Regions from separate parts of the Homo sapiens genome. Here region 1 is linked to region 2. A link is a contact called in ENCODE Hi-C or POLR2A ChIA-PET data. All regions are on one chromosome and are shown on one strand. The core of a region is the stretch at or near the end of the contact, and the rest is flanking DNA. Distances in the headings are between cores, read along the strand shown.

Region 1 (5,645 bases), core at 3,090-5,589, 80 kb before region 2:
TTGAACAGTTATTTCCTAACTATTTGCAAGGTATAATGTCTTGCACACAGAATTCTTTCAATATAGAAACCAAAAGCCAATTTTACATTTGTCAAAATCCCCTCAGCATGGTTGTTCTCTTAAGCCCCTCCAAGACATGAAGAAAACCAACATTTTAGAATGGTCTAAAATTCCATCCCATGAACACCACAGGAAGCTCTGTTGCAGAAAGAAAATCATGCTGACAAATACATACAAGCTAATTTCTCAATTAGGTTAGCAAAAGAAAAATATATTATCCTCCATAAAAAAAAATCTGTGCTTCTGTTCATAACAGCAAAGACATGAAATCAACCCAAATGCCTATCAGTGATAGACTGGATAAAGAAACGGTGGTACATATATACCATGGAATACTATGCAGCCATAAAAAAGGAATGAGATTATATCCTTTGCAGAGACATGGATGGAGCTGGAAGCTATTATCCTCAGCGAACTAATGCAGGAACAGAAAACCAAGCACCGCACGTTCTCACTTGTAAGTGGGAGCTGGGCGATGAGAACACACAGACACATGGTGGGGAACAACACACACGGGGGCCTGTCAGAGTGGAGTGGGGAGAGGGAGGGCAGCAGGAAGAATAGCTAATGCATACTGGCGCTTAACACCTAGATGGGTTGATGTGTGCAGCAAACCACCATAGCACATGTTTACCTATGTAAGAAACCTGCACATCCTGTGCATGTACTCCTGAACTTGAAGTAAAAGTTGAAGTAAAATATTTGACGGAGTCTTGCTCTGTCACCCAGGCTGGAGTTACAGTGGCCTGATCTTGGTTCACTGCAACCTCTGCCTCCCGAGTTCAAGCAATTCTCCAGCCTCAGCCTCCCCCATAGCTGGGATTACAGGCCACCACGCCCGGCTAATTTTTGTATTTTCAGTAGATATGGGATTTCGCCATGTTGCTCAGGCTGGTCTCAACTCCCGAGCTCAAAGTGATCCACCCACCTCTGCCTTCCAAAGCGCTGGGATTACTTCAGTGTTAGCCACTGCACCCAGCCGATTTTTAAATTATCTTATCAGGTACTTCATCAAATTAAAATTCATTGAATTGTATTCAATTTCTCTACTGAAAAATTAATATGAAAGCAATCATATAGCATTCAGAATTAAATAAATATTTAGAGAATTTTAAAGAAAAATCTATGCTTAACGTGGAGCCAACTTTATACTCTCACTTTTCTTTCCCTAGAAGATTTTAAAACTAACAATCAAGGTGCTTCAAATTAATTAATGAGTGTCGGGCCAAGGTGAGGTCACTGCTGGGGAGGAGATAGCCTTAGTGGCCTTAGCATCAGGAGACAGTTACAAAACAATCCCATGCCTTCTTCCAGATTCCAGAACTAACCAACTTGTGGGAAAATAAAGAGAGAAATGTAAGAGAAGAGTCCCTCCTAACCCACTAAAAAGCTATAAAATTTTGTGTATTCTCACAGAGCTGTGGCTACATCCACATCACATATATAGTCGGTTTCCTTAAGATAAAAGAAGAGAAGTTACAGATCAAGACATGTTTCTTCACTTCTATCTAGCTCTGACCCAGTATATAGATATCATAAATTATTATTTTTTTTATTTTTAGGTTCTGGACTCCCCCACTAAGATTATCAAATATCAAGCAACACTCAGTCTCCTTCAGATAATCCTGAAAAAGCTTGCTAGCGAGACATCACTCAACCTATGTTTTGATCTTTAGAAATCTATACCATCAGAGTGAACAGGCAATCTATAGAATGGGAGAAAATTTTTACAACCTACTCATCTGACAAAGGGCTAATATCCAGAATCTACAAAGAACTCAAACAAATTTACAAGAAAAAAACAAACAACCCCATCAAAAAGTGGGTGAAGGATATGAACAGACACTTCTCAAAAGAAGACATTTACTCAGCCAAAAAACACATGAAAAAATGCTCATCATCACTAGCCATCAGAGAAACGCAAATCAAAACCACAATGAGATACCATCTCACACCGGTTAGAATGGCAATCATTAAAAAGTCAGGAAACAACAGGTGCTGGAGAGGATGTGGAGAAATAGGAACACTTTTACACTGTTGGTGGGACTGTAAACAAGTCCAACCATTGTGGAAGTCAGTGTGGCGATTCCTCAGGGATCTAGAACTAGAAATACCATTTGACCCAGCCATCCCATTACTGGGTATACACCCAAAGGATTATAAATCATGCTGCTATAAAGACACATGCACACGTATGTTTATTGCAGCACTATTCACAATAGCAAAGACTTGGAACCAACCTAAATGTCCAACAATGATAGACTGGATTAAGAAAATGTGGCATACATACACCATGGAATACTATGCAGCCATAAAAAATGATGAGTTCATGTCCTTTGTAGGGACATGGATGAAACTGGAAACCATCATTCTCAGCAAACTATTGCAAGGACAAAAAACCAAACACCGCGTGTTCTCACTCATAGGTGGGAATTGAACAATGAGAACACATGGACACAGAAAGGGGAACATCACACTCCGGGGACTGTTGTGGGGTGTGGGGAGGGGGGAGGGATAGCATTAGGAGATTAGGAGATATACCTAATGCTAAATGATGAGTTAGTGGGTGCAACACACCAACATGGCACATGTATACATATGTAACAAACCTGCACGTTGTGCACATGTACCCTAAAACTTAAAGTATAATAATAATAAAATAAAATAATAAATAAATAAATAAAATCCAGAATTTCTGGGGTTTTCTCAAAAAAAAAAAGAAAAAAGAAAAGAAATCTATCCAGCAATTTTGAAAGCCTTTTTGACTACAGGAACAAACTAGTTCTGGTAAAATACACCACATTTTGGGTTAGGATTCCAAAGATTGAGCCTTAGGAATAAAGATAAACCAGAAGTGGTTCAATCTTTGCAGAGGCTAAAGTATGGCTTCATATTGTATCAATTTCTATAATTAGAATGAGATAATCTGGGATTACTGGTATCCCTAGCCAAAAGAAAACATACAATTAATAAGGTCTAGGATGACACTATCTGGTGCTTCAAATTAATTTTATAGTTTTTCATATACATTGTTTAGCACAATCAAGAATAACCCAACAATGTATTTTAAAACCAAGAAAAATAAGAGACAACAGTTCTAGAGCTACAGGGCACCTAGGTTATGAAATTTTTATACACAGACTTTAAGCATTTAATAATATGTCCAAAGATACAAGAAAAACATACACTAAGAACTTTAACTAAGAAAAAAGAAACTATAAAATAAAACCAAACAGATTTTCTGGACATGAACAGTATAATAATTGATACTAAAAATTCAATGAATGAGTCTAAAATTAGATCATACATAGCTAAGGAGAAAATTAGTGAACTGGAAGCAAAATTGGAATAAATAATCAAAATGAAGCATGAAGAGATTAAAGTATGCAAAATACAGAATAGAAAGTAAGAGATACAGGAGATACCATGAAGTCTAACTTTGAAATCCCAGAAGAAAAGCAAAAAGTGAATGAGGCAGAAAGAAGGAATTTTAAAGTTATAGAGAAAGCCTCTTTCAAAGGAATTAAAATCAGCTGGCTTTAGCAATACTTTCTGCAACAATCCATGTCAGAAGAAAATAAAATGACAGAATTCTCAGTCATGGCCCAAGAATTGTATAAGCAACTTAACTGCCATTTTCCTAAATTCAGAAGCAAACTGTGAAAGTTATTCTCTTTTAACTAAAAGAAATGAGCATTGAAGTGCATGATAATTATATTAATATGTTTTACATTTTAGTGATAAAATGGTTTTAATATGTTATTATGCTCTTCTGGACTTTAAATAACTTTTCACATATTATATATATATATATATTTTACTTTAGTACTTGTGAATATGAAGTTTATTAGCCTATAAAAATCCAAAGCAAAAAGTATCCTACAATTGCTTTAGGTAAGGTTTAAAATATACCTTAAGTTTCAAAGAACAAGACAGCAAATATTTGACATAGTCCTCAGTTAAATATTCTTAACAAAATAAATGTGACCAAGAGGTAGCTGAACTCCAGGGAATTTTTGCCTAGTGATGTGACACTGAGTAATCAACTGAAGATAAAATCAATGCCCAGGGAAATTTTTAGTTGTAAAAGCTAATTTTTAATAATAAAATATGTTCAAATTTCATAAAGTTTCTCTCCCAAAAGCTGCTGACAAAAATTTTGCAATCCCTGGGCACTACAGAAAGATGTCTCATGTGAGAGCCAATTAACGTAAGGTGTATTTGGATTCTGTTTGATATAGCATGAGATGAGCTTGATCAGACTAGTATTTAGCAGTGTGTGCTTTTGAAGTTGAGGGAAATTTGTTTATAAATTGCTTAACTCATTTAGCAATGAATATCTCTGGCATACTACCAGGTACCAAAGTTATCTGAAAAGATTCATTTACTTCTAAAGGTGAATCATTTACTACTCACTCTCTAGTTGGGTGAGGTCAGTATTGGTAAAACTTTTCCAATATTGTCTTAATAATATTCATTTCCCAGACTCATAGGAGGGAAAATGTACTCGGTACACACAGCTTCTGGATAATTGTGCTCTATTATATCAAGCTTGATGAGTTGGCTCAAAAAACAATATACATATGAAATTTCTTCACAATTCCAACACCTTGTAAAGGCCACTGGATTCCACATCCCTACAGGATTGACTTGAAGATCATTTCAAGAAGGGGGTCCTTTTAGATCATGTGGTAATGCTGTCGTTGTACAGAAAATAAAATTTAATGCTGAAATAATTATAGAGGCAACTCCATAATAGCAGTGATTTAGAAAATTATTCTCTTTAGGAAATTGAAATATTTTTTGAAAGCCTCATTGAAATCAAAGAGAAAAGGAAATAGAACTCTGAGCAGAGAAAAAGCAAATATCAAACCTACAGAGCATACAGAGCATAGTTCATGTGTGAGTACTAGCAGAAAAGAGGTCAACAACACTAAAACTAGAATCCAAAACAGGGTTCACCAGTCAGAACAAAAGTCAGACTAAGAAAGATAAGCAGCCCAGTCCAGAGTCATTCCACAGATAAGCATGAAACTATTAGATGAACAAGGATATTGGGCAATCTATCTCATGTATGAAAGGAGAACTGACCAATAGCTTTGGACTTTGTATGATGCCGATGTGGGTCAATATCACTCTGCTCTCACCAATCAAGGGGCTTTATCTGGCACTTACACACTGGCAGGACAACGTTTTCAATGTAAGTTCAGTGATTTTAGGTGTAGCCAAATCTTCCCTTTAATGCAAAGCCTTCTTAGTTGACAAACTCATTTGATCTGAATAGATTTTCAAAGATCAAAACATAGGATGAGCAAATAAAATAAACATAGGATCCAAATAAATATGTCAACCTATGGATTAAACAGTAGAATGGAGGGGAGGGAGTAAGAATCAGTGAACTGAAAGGTAGAATACTCGAAATTATTCTACCTGAAGACAGAAAATAGGATGAAAAAATAAAGAGACCAATTGGATTATAACAGGTCTAACACATCACCGGTGTTCTGGAAAAAAAAAAAGAGAGAGAAACAAAACAGGGTTTAAAAAGTATTCAATAAAATAATGGATGAAAACTTCTCAAATTT
Region 2 (5,544 bases), core at 1,505-4,004:
AATTGCAACATTCCCTGCCTTAGCCATCTTTATTCTCCTCCCTGCTCTATTTTCTTTCCATAGCATTTATCACTATGGCTGATGAGAAAGTGCCTCTCAGACATTGAACTCCAGGAGCATAATTGACCCAAGAGTCCCAAGCTGTTTCACTCTGAAATCCATTCCTATGTTTGCTTCAAGGCTATGCTTCCCAGGGGCTACTCCCAGCCAGTGACTGAGCATGGCAAGAATGCTAAAATTCCTGAGAAACACTGGACTACTTTGGTTGCTGACAACTGATGTGTCTCATCATGTGTTTATTCATTCATTTAGTTGACAATACTAATACTTGTTAATTTTTTAAGCATTTGTTATTCATTCTGCACATATTTATTGAGAACCTCTGATGTGTCAGGCACTGTGTTAGGTGTCTGAACAAAATTTCTCCTCTCCTGGAACTTACATTCTGGTAGACAATAAAAGATTAAGTAAACAAAATACAGTAGATGTGGAAATGATGATGTTATTCTGGATCCTATAAGAAACAAATGCCAAGATGGGTTAAATGTACAGAATTTTATTAGGAGAAATGACTGTATGAGAGAACATGGGAGGACAGGCAGAAAAGGCTGGAGCTGGACATGTCTAAGAGGCAGGTGAAAGAGAAAGGGAGGCGAAGTTGAGTGGAAACATCCTAATCTGTATTGCAGTCCAAGGGAGATTGTCAAGACCATCAGAGCTCTGGCTCCAGGATTCCACTCAGGTCCCCCAGATTTTCCCAGCTCCAGCCTTTTCTGCCTACCACTCACATGATGATACCAATCAGTTGTTGCAACTCTGCTCCCTCCTAAATTCCCATCCTCTTTTTTTAAATCTTGTCCTCCCCTACACTAGCAAAATCTTGGGTTTTCCTCTAGCAGAAATGAGATTTGAGAGGTAAATTGTTTTTAGGAAAAGATCCAGACTAATAATTGGATGACTGCCCATTTGTTCTAGGCACCAAATATGCAATTCTGACTGAGATATTTATCATTACTGCTTTCTTGTCTTTAATTTCAGCCAGGATCTACAAATAAACATAATCAGAAGTCTTGAAGGTTTGATTTTTTTTACACTTAAATATGTTTCCAACAGTAATCAAACTTGGCACACATCCAAACAATCCTCCCATTCTCTGGTCTCCCTAAGTATCCCTTCTGAGGGTGTATGAGCAAGGACAAACTACTCTCAAGTATAATTTCAGACTCTTAAAACATGGGTTTCACCTTATAGTGACTGACAGAATGAGGGCTCTGTGGTTGGGGAACTCCAGTCAACAATGTGGGGAAACCTCAGTAGGGCCAATAAGTTTCTCCAGAGGACATTCCCACACCGTTCTGCCTTAGGCTGTTACACCCAGCTGTAGTGTTCTAGGAGCTAGACAGAGAAGGAGGCTGGGGGTCCAACCACTTCTCATAAAGACTGACTTAACCTTCAGCCTGTGCCTCTCCTTGCCCCGTGTCCTTGGGCAGTCCTTGATGAATGCCACTTATAAAGTCAGGCAGCTGGTGTTCCAATCCTGGCTTTGCTACTTACTAGCTATATGGCAAATTACCTCTCTGAGCCTGTTCCCTCATTTTTAAAGTAGGGATTATAGCACTTATCTCTCAGCACTTTGCAAGTATGCATTTACCTGTAGAAAGAATGCAACAAATATTAGCTATTATTATTACTAATATCAAAACTGCAAAGGAAATTAAACCATATGTTCAATGTTTGGGTTGTCCTTTTAACCTCTTCAGCTGAATGTTGATATGAAAGCGCTTAATAGCATTCAAACACATAATAATAAGGTAGTTGGTAATTAGGATTTACTTCAGCAAAATTTAATTAAAGAACCTGTAGGGAAAAGAAAACAGACAGAGCCAATTGTACAGCTTCCCAGCCTCTGCTTTGACCTAAGAGTCTCACTGGGCTTGCCTGCCTTTTTCTAAAGGATGGGCGAATATTCACACAGTGCCGGGCTCCAGGCAGTTACCAAATGTCTCATCACATTTTCAAAGGCTCACTCCTCTCTCTTGCGTAACCGGTGAGGTCAAAATGGGCACCTTCCTGAAAGCCAAGAGTGTCATTTCTGAACAGCGTCCAAGAAAGAAAACTGCATTCCATAGAAATCCAAGTCAAGCAATAACAAAAGGTGGCACTTGGTGCTTAAGCCACACTAAATACCTTGGTGGGCCAACTTCTTAATATAGTCACATTAACACCTTTGATTTCTCCATGACCTAAAGATTCCAAAGTTTGCAACAAAGTGCTGAGCAGGGGGGTCGGGGGTGGGGTGTAGACGGGGGAGAACGAACCAATGTAAATTTACCACTACATGAAGTTTAAAGTAGCTATAGATTGTTGTATTATTATCAAATCCAATCAGTGGAAGAAAGGCAAACAAGTGACTTGGCACTTCTGCCTCAGTCAAGGTAAGGCTCTCTCCCCTAGAGCTAGCAAGCAGGTAAACGAGCTTTGTACAAACACACACAGACCAACACATCCGGGGATGGCTGTGTGTTGCTAGAGCAGAGGCTGATTAAACACTCAGTGTGTTGGCTCTCTGTGCCACTCCTGGAAAATAATGAATTGGGTAAGGAACAGTTAATAAGAAAATGTGCCTTGCTAACTGTGCACATTACAACAAAGAGCTGGCAGCTCCTGAAGGAAAAGGGCTTGTGCCGCTGCCGTTCAAACTTGTCAGTCAACTCATGCCAGCAGCCTCAGCGTCTGCCTCCCCAGCACACCCTCATTACATGTGTCTGTCTGGCCTGATCTGTGCATCTGCTCGGAGACGCTCCTGACAAGTCGGGAATTTCTCTATTTCTCCACTGGTGCAAAGAGCGGATTTCTCCCTGCTTCTCTTCTGTCACCCCCGCTCCTCTCCCCCAGGAGGCTCCTTGATTTATGGTAGCTTTGGACTTGCTTCCCCGTCTGACTGTCCTTGACTTCTAGAATGGAAGAAGCTGAGCTGGTGAAGGGAAGACTCCAGGCCATCACAGTAAGTCTGCATACAGTTATAACTCATTAACGTTGTTACTTAGAGGAAGGCAGACCGTGGCCGGCTGCCCCTGTCGCTGAGCCCTCGCAAGTGGAAAAACAGAACTGTCAGCCTTCATGGACGAGTCTCTGTTTCTCTCTTAACCCTCATGACCCTCTGTAACTCTGGGGCTTCAGAACCTGAGTGCAGGGCAAACGTTCTTGATTTTCAAAAAGGCTGTGCCTGCATTTTAAACAACAATCAAAAGCTGTTAAGGCAGTCTGATTAACTATCTTTCACACTCTGTGGTGTACCTTAGAAATGCAGTTTTTCCTTAAATGTCCATTTGACTGGCATTAGATAAAAAAACAGATCCCCAACTTGGAAACTTTTTTAAGCTATGAATGCCTCAAAAAGTTAGAATTTTTTTTAAAGAGAGAAAAAGAAATTTTAAAAATGACCTGAAACTTTATATTTGTAGTGTGGTAGCATGTTCCAGAAAGCCTAAAATAATTAAAATGAATGTTAATATACGTAATTTAAGCATTAAACAAGAGAAAACTAGGTAAAAGCACGTATCAGATTAATTCTAAGATATCAGTTTCCAGCAGAGTCACAAACTGAATAAGATCCTGATAAAGGAATGCAGTGCATGCAGTGGATTTGGAAAATATTTTGTTAATACCGAGAAGGAAAATCGTACATTTTTTATGTTTGTTCCGGGAAAAAGTCAAAGCCAGAAATAAATTACTTTTCTTAAATGATCCAGCTTTCTTTTTAATTTTATAAAACCCTGTATTTGGCAGTAACTTGGAAATCTGTGTCACAATCATTTATCCCTAGCTATAACTTTTGATGTAATTGTTTTAAGAAGAAAAAGATCTTTGGAAAGCAATATCCCAATTTCTCAGCATTTTCTGCCACTGACATTAGGTATAGGAAAAAAATGAGTACTTTTTAAAAACTGATGCTAGATCAGGGATTTTTTGTTGTTGTTCTTAAAATTTTCATTGCATAACTAATTATGCTAATCCTAATTTAGATTTTTTACTAATTGATACAATATCTTAGTTTCACCCAGGAAACATTCAGTAAATTGAAATGTCTTCTTAGCCAATAGTAAGACACCAGAAGTCTATTGATAAGGTTGGCACTTTTCCATAAAACAATGCTTTGTTAAATGTCTAGCTTCTAATTATTACATTTTCCTCTCTTCAGAAAACCTTGGTCGGGATTATTGTTTGTTTTGTTTTGTCCTTTTTTGTCATTAAACTCAGCCACCATCTCAGCTGTCCTGCTTTAAGGGACAGGAACTCGGCTCTGCTCTGTTGTTTTTGGCATGGGCCTTTTACATTACAGCTGTTGTCTAAAGGTTACTTTATTAGACTGCGTGAGTTGTGTGGTCACAGGCTCCACTATTTCTAATGCTTATATCTCCTAATTAGCTAATTGAAATAGACAAGTAGACCCTTGTTCTGAATTTGCCTCTTTCAGTTGGGGGACACCCTCGCTCAAGCCCTTTTTCCCTCCAGTGTACCTTATAACTCTTACCAAAGCCACACATGTTCCAAAGATATGGCTGTATACAGTTATTTCTAAGGCTAGGAATCTTAGTCACTGAAGGTTCCAAACGCAAATAGAGACAGAAAATCCTCATAATGTCTTAAAAGCCATCAAGAGAGTAAGTAGCTTCCTGAATATGCAGATGTATGCTTTTTTGATGATTAAAAAAATTTTTGGATTATTCCATCAGCCTAAATATATCCCATTAGAAAGGATTAAACAAATCTCCCAAGTAAGATCACAAAGTAATTCTAGCTTGGAAGTAATATACTTGTATAAAGGTTGTAGGGAAAAAACTGGAAAAAGTTTATGGGAACAAATTTCTCATAAACCAGCCTACACCTCACCAGGCTAAATCCAGTCACATTTGTCACCACCTAGAGGAAAAGTGGAGCAGTGGTGTGTCCATGGAAACAACACATCCACTCTCCTCCCTCTTGGACGCCCTGGGACACGCCAGCTTTCCTCGCCCTCGCCCTTGCCTTGCCCAGGAAGCCACCTCAGCTAGTCTCTTTCCCCCTAGGAAAATAAAATCACAGAGTATGCAGAGAGTTTGCAAGAATTATTTCATTTTTGGAAATGCTTAAGCCTCAGAATCTCCAACCTAGACTAAAACTCAGAGAGTATCTTCTCATTTTAGCTTTTTCCTAGTACTTACCTACACTGAAATAATTTTTTGTATACTTCAAGAATGAAATCAGAAGGCAATTCCCCAATGCACCCAGACATAGCAACACATAGACCTCACTTTGGAGGAAAAAAAAAAAACTTTTACACTCTAGGATCTATTTGCTTTTTACATTAAAATTCGTTTCTCCAATTGCTGGCTATAAAATAAAATAATCTTCACAGTTGTATTTATTCTACCTGGTTTCAAGTGCCTAAAAAGTCATTATTTTTCACTGCAAAGAACTGAAAAAATAAACGTATATACCTAGAATTTGACAGAACAAAGATCCAAGTGCCAGTCTTTTTCTTTTTCTCAAAAAAAAAAAAAA

Evidence for each region. Hi-C counts contacts between places; a loop is a spot of excess contacts on that map. ChIA-PET counts read pairs that join two places held with the same protein, here RNA polymerase II (POLR2A). Pooled maps may share reads with other maps.
Region 1: a map of HepG2 shows a loop between it and region 2 (6-fold over the local background). The contact joins the enhancer-like site here to the promoter of PALMD in region 2. A Hi-C loop is called at or near these places in 8 of 168 maps with a recorded cell type or tissue (Calu3, HepG2, PC-3 and 5 more) and 4 of 50 pooled maps. POLR2A ChIA-PET finds 5 or more read pairs at or near these places in 3 of 52 experiments (HepG2, MCF 10A and activated CD4-positive, alpha-beta T cell).

Annotation. Positions count from the first base shown.
Region 1 is chr1:99,561,737-99,567,381 of GRCh38, forward strand. No RefSeq gene overlaps it. Among named protein-coding and RNA genes, the nearest start is that of LINC01708, 77 kb to the left of the region's middle. Within about 2 kb of position 4,340, at least 2 of the 41 ENCODE cell types and tissues checked have a DNase peak (open chromatin) inside an H3K27ac peak, as active enhancers do; they include PC-3 and mammary epithelial cell, where a contact is called at or near this core.
Region 2 is chr1:99,643,359-99,648,902 of GRCh38, forward strand. It overlaps PALMD (palmdelphin), which reads left to right and starts at 2,755. Exons shown (of 8, transcript NM_017734.5): 1 at 2,755-3,004. The coding sequence starts at 2,960.